2 separate regions of the Homo sapiens genome follow, and region 2 is linked to region 1. A link is a loop called in an ENCODE intact Hi-C map of the cell type or tissue named here. Cell type or tissue: OCI-LY7. All regions are shown on one strand.

Region 1 (4,000 bases):
CCTCTGACTTTTAAAAAGCATTGCCTTTTTAGACTAGCAGGAAAAATAGGCTGTGGAAATAGAGTACTTCTCACTCCTGATTTGAATTTACTTGGTAGAAAGCTAGGACTCATTTAGTTGCTATGGAATTGACATTTGACTAGTATTATTTGTTATTGTAACTCGATTTAAAATAAAACTATAGCTCTTCAGTCCAGCATGTTTCAGCAACAAACATATTCTTTGTCTTTTCAGTTGGTATAATCAGTTAAACTTGTCAGTTCACCCATTTCTGTTTCTGATCTGTATCTTATGGCATATTATATACTACATATCTCTATCACAGGGCATTTGGTGAACTTAGAGAACATTAGGTCCTATTTTGTCTTAGGTGTTTTCCTAAATGTATTATCATTAAGAGTTTCCAACTCTTAAGCTGAAAAGCAATCAAGTTATCTGTTTGCAGTGGAATCTTTTAACTTATATTTCATACTTAGTCCCTAAAGAATGCTCTTAAGAATCATAATAGCAAGTATCCATTTATCACTACTCTAAATCAATTGCTAATTAACTCCACAAGGTATAGACAGATTTATCTTTAGCCTTATGTTTATTATGAAAGTTTTACGACTTACAAACTGCCATGGTATTTACAGCAATCTTTTTCTCTTATTAGTCTATTTCCTTTTTGTTCTCCTAGTAATGCATTCTATGTAAGGTAACTGAGTCATAGGAGCTTTGAAAATAAGAAATTAACAATATTGTTAAGGATAAAAAAAAGTTTCTGATTTTTCCTGTTTCAAATATTGGTAATCTATTTTTTGTTATATTGGGTGAATATCATGAAATATTTATATGTATTGACATTACTCATTTGCAATGCTAATTAAAAATATGTTATTATATGAAACTATGAACACACAAAATGATCATATGTAGACTAAAAAATGACTTTTTTTATTATACATAAAGACTGCATTTATACTTCTTATATAATTAGGGTCCTGAGAGCTAGTTAATAAATGCTGCAAATCTTTTAATTTTCTATTTTAAATAATGGCCCAATTCCCACTCATTTATTATCAACATGAAAAGATGATTAAAAATTAAAACTCTTGACATTCTCCAATTTTTATCACCTAGGACTGTCTTGAAGTATTTAAACAACAGAGAATGACCAAGATATTATTAGAGGTTGACATTTTGTAGATTTTGTATTTTGGGCTTGTTTGATCAATTTAGAATTTATCTTAAATTTTTAATGAAATTTTTTTTCTGTACCACTTGCTGTTTGCATTCATATGTACTTCTAAAGATATATTATCAATTTAGATTGTCATTTAAAAAACAAAACTAAAACTAAAACCCTCAAAGTCATGTGCCTATAACTGTTTATCATAATTCCATTTCAAATAAAAATGCTTGATGATAAAAATGAAAATTTAAATATCGAATAAAATATAACTATGTACTGAATTTGATGACACAAGGGGAAGTAAAGTAGAACATGGTTGACCATATGACTTTTATTTTATTTTAAAATATTTTTATTCCTAAACAAGGCCTTAATATAAGAATGTCCCCATCCTTCTTCTATCCTAATGATAGCCACCAATTTTTTATCTATCAGAATATTATTTTCTGTGCATGTTTAAATATACAGAAATGAATATTGACTTAGACATAAATGGTACGTCTTTTCTAATTTTTAAAGTGATATCAAAAATATTTTATACAGCCTCATAACATGCACGTCTTGTGATTTTTCAATAAATTTTACCTTCATTCTTTGTAAAAGGAAAGCTTTATTATTGTAAATGCTAGTAATTACATATGTTTTGTCCAGTGTGCAACATTTTCTTATCTAGTTTTTCATCACTGAGTAAGCATTGGATTTATACAAACTTAAAATTTTATAATCTCTATTACTACTTTTTAACATGGCAGGTTATGATATAGTTAAGAAACTTCAAATTATTTATTTTCATTAGAGGTCATCTTTTCTCAAGAATGATTCAATGCAGTGCTAATGATTAGAAAAATTGATTATATTAGTATCTGAATGTGTTATATTGTCTTTAAATAATTATTTACTAGGATACTAATCTACTTCTGAGACTTGTGCTAAGGTGTTTTTATCATTATGAACTGAAAACTGGTCAAATATAGAATATTACTTTATCCTACTTTAAATTTAAATATTAATTGTGAAGTGTTTCATCCATTTCTTGTGACTAAGTAGGTTTCTATTTCCTGTGTAGTCAGTAGATGGCAGGCTTGTATCACATACAGTCTGAATTTAGTGTGGCATACTTATTTGTTATGGTAACATGAATACTCACTGATAAGTGTTTTCGTTGTCTTTGTGATAATGAAATACAAGAAAATAGCTCATATTTTATTTCTAAAACCAAATAAAATTATTTGTTGAATGAGCTTAAGAGCTATATAACTTGAAATCATACCTGTTATTGTCCTAATGATTTTTTGGTTTACATTTTTTAAAAATCACAGTCAGACAAACACTAACATTGGCAATTACAATAGGATTTTACTGCAATTCTAAAACTTGAAACATAAATATTAAACAATTTTAGAAAAAAGTACATCATAAAAATGAATCCACACAGAGTATATATATTTTTCAAATTTAACATAAAATACATAAGAAACAGCTTCCTTGTGAAAAATACATAATATGAATGCTCAAAATTTTTGAAAGTCTGTGTGAAACCTGTATGTTGCTATTGTTAATTCATTCAACCTGACAGTGCATACACAAAGGGTTGGTTTGAGGGAAGGTGTTATTTGATGTCTATGTCATTCAATAACATCACTTGATATGATATAGTACATCACATGGCATGTTTCTTATCAGCATGACAAAAGTAATCTCTTCCGCCAACTGTAGCATGTCTGAAAGACAGCAAATTATATCTGCCAAGATTAAATGCCTCTATACTAACGCTTATTTAAAATAAAATTACTTCTCAAAAAATCTCATTGCATAGGTTATGTTACTGTGAAAGACGGTAAATTTAGTAACAACATCATGTCCTAAATGTAACTCAGGAAGTGGCAATATTCTGTATTTATTTTTTCTTTTCCAAACGAAATGAGCTACAAAGCTAGGTGGATGCCAGAGGACATGAGCACAGATAGACAGATTTTCTGTGGACAATATTACTGTGCTCTAATACATTCTTTTTGTAATTATTCCAGGTCAAGATAGTGGCCAAAGAGGAAGTTATAAAGCAGACTAGGAAATTCTCCTAAATATATCTCCAACAGAGTAAACAAGAGATTAGGAAACTTGTCCTTCATTCAATTACACCTGGTAAACTTTTTACATTTCCCATTCTATTTTTTGCCTGTGATGTCTAAGTTGAATTACCTTTGCACAGACTTTGAGGAAAAATTTCCCTGTGTATTGCAAACTGACCTAACAATTATTAGTACAGAGAAAAGCTGAAATGATTTCCACAAGGCTGTTGGATCTTTTTATTACCTCTTTTGCTTGTTTGTTTGCTTATTTTGTGTGCTCTCCTGAAATTCAAAGTACTTGCTGGAAAAGACTACATATATCCACTCTCAGCAGACAGGGACTCAGAATTCAGCAATCCTGGTGTAGTAATCATCTTTGCCCTCTATTCACACAATACACATGTATTATTACTATTGCTGTTACTGTTTTTTATGATGTTTGGCTCAAAATTCATTTTATGTTCACTTTTCTGAAAGCTAGAAAAGTTAATATTCTTCTTTTCCAGTGAAAATCTTTAGTGGCTTTTTCCTGCCTAGAATCTAAAATAACTACAAATTTTGCCAAGCTGGTTTACTCTTTCAATAACTAACGCTATTTTTCTGTGTCCCCAGGCAGGTGAATGGGAGTGGAGCAGTAAGAGATGCTGCTTCCAGTAGTTTTCTACCTCTCAATCCTTGCTATTCAAAGTATGGTCCACAGTCCAGCAGCTTTGGCATCACCTGGGAACTTGATGGAAATGCAGATAAGTTCAAATTC
Region 2 (4,000 bases), 320 kb after region 1:
GCCAAGTCAATCACCAATACAGAAGCAGACTGCTGTGACCAAACGTGTTGGTATTTTCCCCACACACCAAGCTGCAGACACCAGCGGAGTGTCCTCCAATTCAATTGTCACACTATCTACCTAGAGATAGTGTCAGATCCCACATGTTGGGTGCTGAGTCCCCAAGATTGCCCCACTCCCTTTAGATGCTTGTCACAGGTCCAAGCCTCTGGAACTTCTGACCCACTGGTTTCAAGTTGGGGTTCCCATGAGCCCCTGTTTGGGTCGGATTAATTTGCTGGAGCAGTGCACAGAACTCAAGGAATCACTTACACTTACCAGTTTATTGTAAAGGATATGACAAAGGATACAGATGAAGTGACACACAGGGCAAGGTATGGGGGAAGGGGTGTGGACCTTCCATGCCCTCCCTGAGTACAGCATCCTCCAGAAACCACCATGTGTTCCACTTTGTAGAAGCTCCTCAAACCCAGGCCTCGGGCTCTTATGGAATCTTCATGATGTCAGCATTCCTTCTCCCAGATTGTAGGGTGGACTCCTCTCTGGAGAGGGTCTTAAGACCCACAGTCAGAAAGGCATGGGAAGTTTAGAGCCCTGCCTTTGGGCAAGTACAAGGAAGGTAAGAGCGAGATTCTGTTTCCTGAGTTCTAAAACAGCCAACATGATAACAAAAAACTTTAATAAGGGCTATGGGAGTTATAAACAAAAAACCATGAATGAAAACCAATATATATCATAACACCACATATATAAAAAATAAGAACAAACAGAACTATATATAACTGTTTGCACAAATTCATCTTGCTAATTTTCCAAATATTTAATAGTGTATATATTATTAAATCTAATATAAATGTTAATGTCTCAAAAACAGCTGTATGAACCCAGGAGCCAAAGCAAAACATTTCAAAACATTTTTCTCAGATTTTGTCACACGATCACTTATTATTTATGTTCTTGATACCAAAAATAATATATATTTATTTTATAATGCTAAATATTTCTGTCATATGTTATGACTATAGCAATGCATAACTACTTTTGGAATCTTAGTGTGATATTTACCTAGGTTAACAATAGAAAATAATATTTTCAACATACACTTTAGTCAATTTGAAATGCAGAAACTTTTTTAAATGAATATTATATCTAATTTGTACACTAATATATTAAATAGATATAATTCAGATATCTTTCACATACCAATTATACTTCACAATTATAGATCAAATCAAAGTTGTCTATTTATAATATTTGGAGTAAGTGAATAGTTTAACATATATTTAAAGAGTTCTGCTTCTTCCTCCATAGTCAAACAATTATTTCTAGCTATAACAATAAATAAATTGAGGCACTAATCATGTTTTATGATGATTATGATATAATTTGCTGTTATAAATACATGCAGTTATGATTTTTTTTCCAGGCCATAGAAGCACTCGAAAATTTACACAGACATATAAATATTAGCACATTTATTTTAAATTACTCAAATTTATAACTTACCAGATTTTTATTAAATTGATGCAAAAGTAATTGCGGTTTCTGCCAATAAAAGTAACGCCAAAAACAACAATTGCTTTTGCAGCAACCTAATATCATACAGGAAGAAAGCAGTGATACGTTGGATTCCACAAGGCCTGGTGTTCAACACCAACATTAACATGAATTACAGCATTCTTAGAAACAGGTGCTTTTAGTCACCTCAGGCTAAGATTGCACGTGTCCAGTGGGAAGTAAATCAAAGTTTTCTTAATAAAATATTGCACTGAAACACATATCTGTTAGAAGAAGTGAGTTATTTTATTAAACATGTCTATAGGAATTTAGGATGTTTTATGAAAGTTTTATACCAGTATATACTACAAACTTGGCAATAGTTCCATTTCCCCTTAGAAATGATTGGTCTAGCTATAAAAATCCCTCAAGTCAATTTCTGGTCTTCTATCATTTCCTAAAATTTCTGGGAATTAAGTTGTCTTTCATCAGGCTGACAGAAAACTAGACCTCTGGAAGGGGTATGGGTGTTCCTTTTTAGAAAGTAAGATTATCCTGATGAGTACACTCTAGACTTTCTGCTTTTCTCAAGTGTTACAGTGAAACCTCAAAGACTTCTATTCTGAGTTACTTCTTAAATCTTACATAAGATATGCAAGATAGAAAATTTATATACATTTAGAAAATATACAAATATTCTTTATTATATTGAAAATATTTTATATAGAGTCACTGAAATCTAATAAAATGCAAACATTCATTTGCTCAGCAAATTTATATTGAGTATTTATTAAGTGCCAGAAATATTTTAAGGACAGAAAATAGATTAGTTTATATAATGAAAAAAAATTTTTGTCCTCATGGGCAAATATATCTTGTCTCTTATGTTCTGTGTCAGGAATCTAGTAGCAGTTTACCTGTGTGATTTTGACTCTAGCTTTCAATGTTACTGCAGTCAAAACTAGTCAGGCAGGAATGCAGTCTTATGTGAAGGCTCACATGAGAATGAATCTTTTTTCAAGCTTATTAACATGGCTTTGGAAGGCCTCAGTTTCACATCTACTGTTAGTTCCTCACTGCATGTCTGTCTCTATAGGCTAATGGAGTATCCTAATAACATAGATGCTCACTTCTGTCAAATACTATTGGTCACATAAAAAGACTCTTGGAAAATGTGTAGAGACCACAAAAGGGTGTGAATTCAACTGGCTGGAGATCGTTGTGACCACTTTGGAGGTTGAATATCACAAGGGGTAAAGAATATTATTGCGGAATCCCATAGAAGGTTTTAAGTGGAGAAATAAATGTAATATATTTAAGTTATTGTTAAGAAGGAACAATCTGGCTATCATGTTAAAAATGGATTTAGTTAATAAACCTCTCTAACACGAAGTGTGCAAGCTCTGCTGTTCTACTACAGAGTAAAAGCAAAAGTTTATGTATACATATACACATACACACATATACATGTACACATACATGTACATATATACAAACAGGTATGCATATACACACATACAGGCATACGTATACATACAAACATAGATACATTTAAGCTTCTAGAAATGGCCCTAAGGATAAACAGCAAATCAAGAAACATTTCTTCAAGAAAATCTAGAAATATTTAATAAGAAAGATGATAGTCTGTGGCATTTGAACAAGACCACTTCTTTCTTCCCCACTCCCAGCTCAGTGAGGTGAAGACTGCATTCTAGATTGCTTCAAACAAGAACAGGGCTCCTTCTATACCCATTTTTCAGTTGGAGTGCTTTCTGTTTTAAATAATCAGGACTTGGCATTTCAAATCCTGCCTTAGATATCCAAACATAAGCCTAAGCCCAAGGTTGGTACAGTTGAGAGGTGAGAATTTCCACCTGCTGTCCATCTTCCACCTATGTACTAGAGGCTCTGCCTAGGGCATGGCATGCATAGAATAGTGGGGTCCTCCTTGACCTTGCCCCTGCTAATGCAGTGGCTATTCCATGCCATTAGAAATAAGCCAAGAGGACCTTGGGATGCTGCCTTCACACATCCACATGACTGAGTACTCAGTTTCTAGAACAGGGGGACACTCAGAGAAGTGTAGGCCATTTTCAATCCAGTTCCAGTGCCGTCTCTCAGTGATTTTTTTTCTCACTGAGGGGATAAGCAGGGCTTACAAAAGATAATTTCTTTTCCATTTCCAAGGGTACTGACTTCATTTGAAAGAGTTTGGGAAAATAGATTTGACCTGACAGTAGAAACAATTAGCAAACTTGAAGATAAATTCATTGAGATTATGCAAGCTGACAAATAGCACAAAGAATCTAAAAAATAAACAGAGCCTCAGAGAAGTGTGGGAAATCATCAAGCACACCAATTCACATGTAATAACAGTACCAGAAGGAAAGGAGAGAAAATAGAAACAAAAAAAATATCTTTAAAAAACAATGGCAAAAATATTCCCAAATTTATTGAAGGGCACTAATTCACACATTCCAGAAGCTCAACAAACTCCAAGTAG

The links. Peaks named below come from ENCODE experiments on the same cell type or tissue, not always from the same donor. Only the 100,000 strongest peaks of a DNase experiment are listed, where the experiment ranks them.
Region 2: it touches region 1 in a loop (2.8-fold over the local background); 1 of 110 quality-filtered maps calls a loop at or near these places.

Annotation. Positions count from the first base shown.
Region 1 is chr13:62,318,071-62,322,070 of GRCh38, forward strand. It overlaps LINC01074 (long intergenic non-protein coding RNA 1074), which reads left to right and starts at 3,235. Exons shown (of 2, transcript NR_149075.1): 1 at 3,235-3,316; 2 at 3,856-4,000. In OCI-LY7, CTCF peaks have their summits at 2,249 (motif pointing right) and 2,456; a DNase peak (open chromatin) is centred at 2,271.
Region 2 is chr13:62,638,239-62,642,238 of GRCh38, forward strand. No RefSeq gene overlaps it. Among named protein-coding and RNA genes, the nearest start is that of LINC00448, 160 kb to the right of the region's middle. In OCI-LY7, no CTCF peak of the experiment used is centred here; a DNase peak (open chromatin) is centred at 1,663.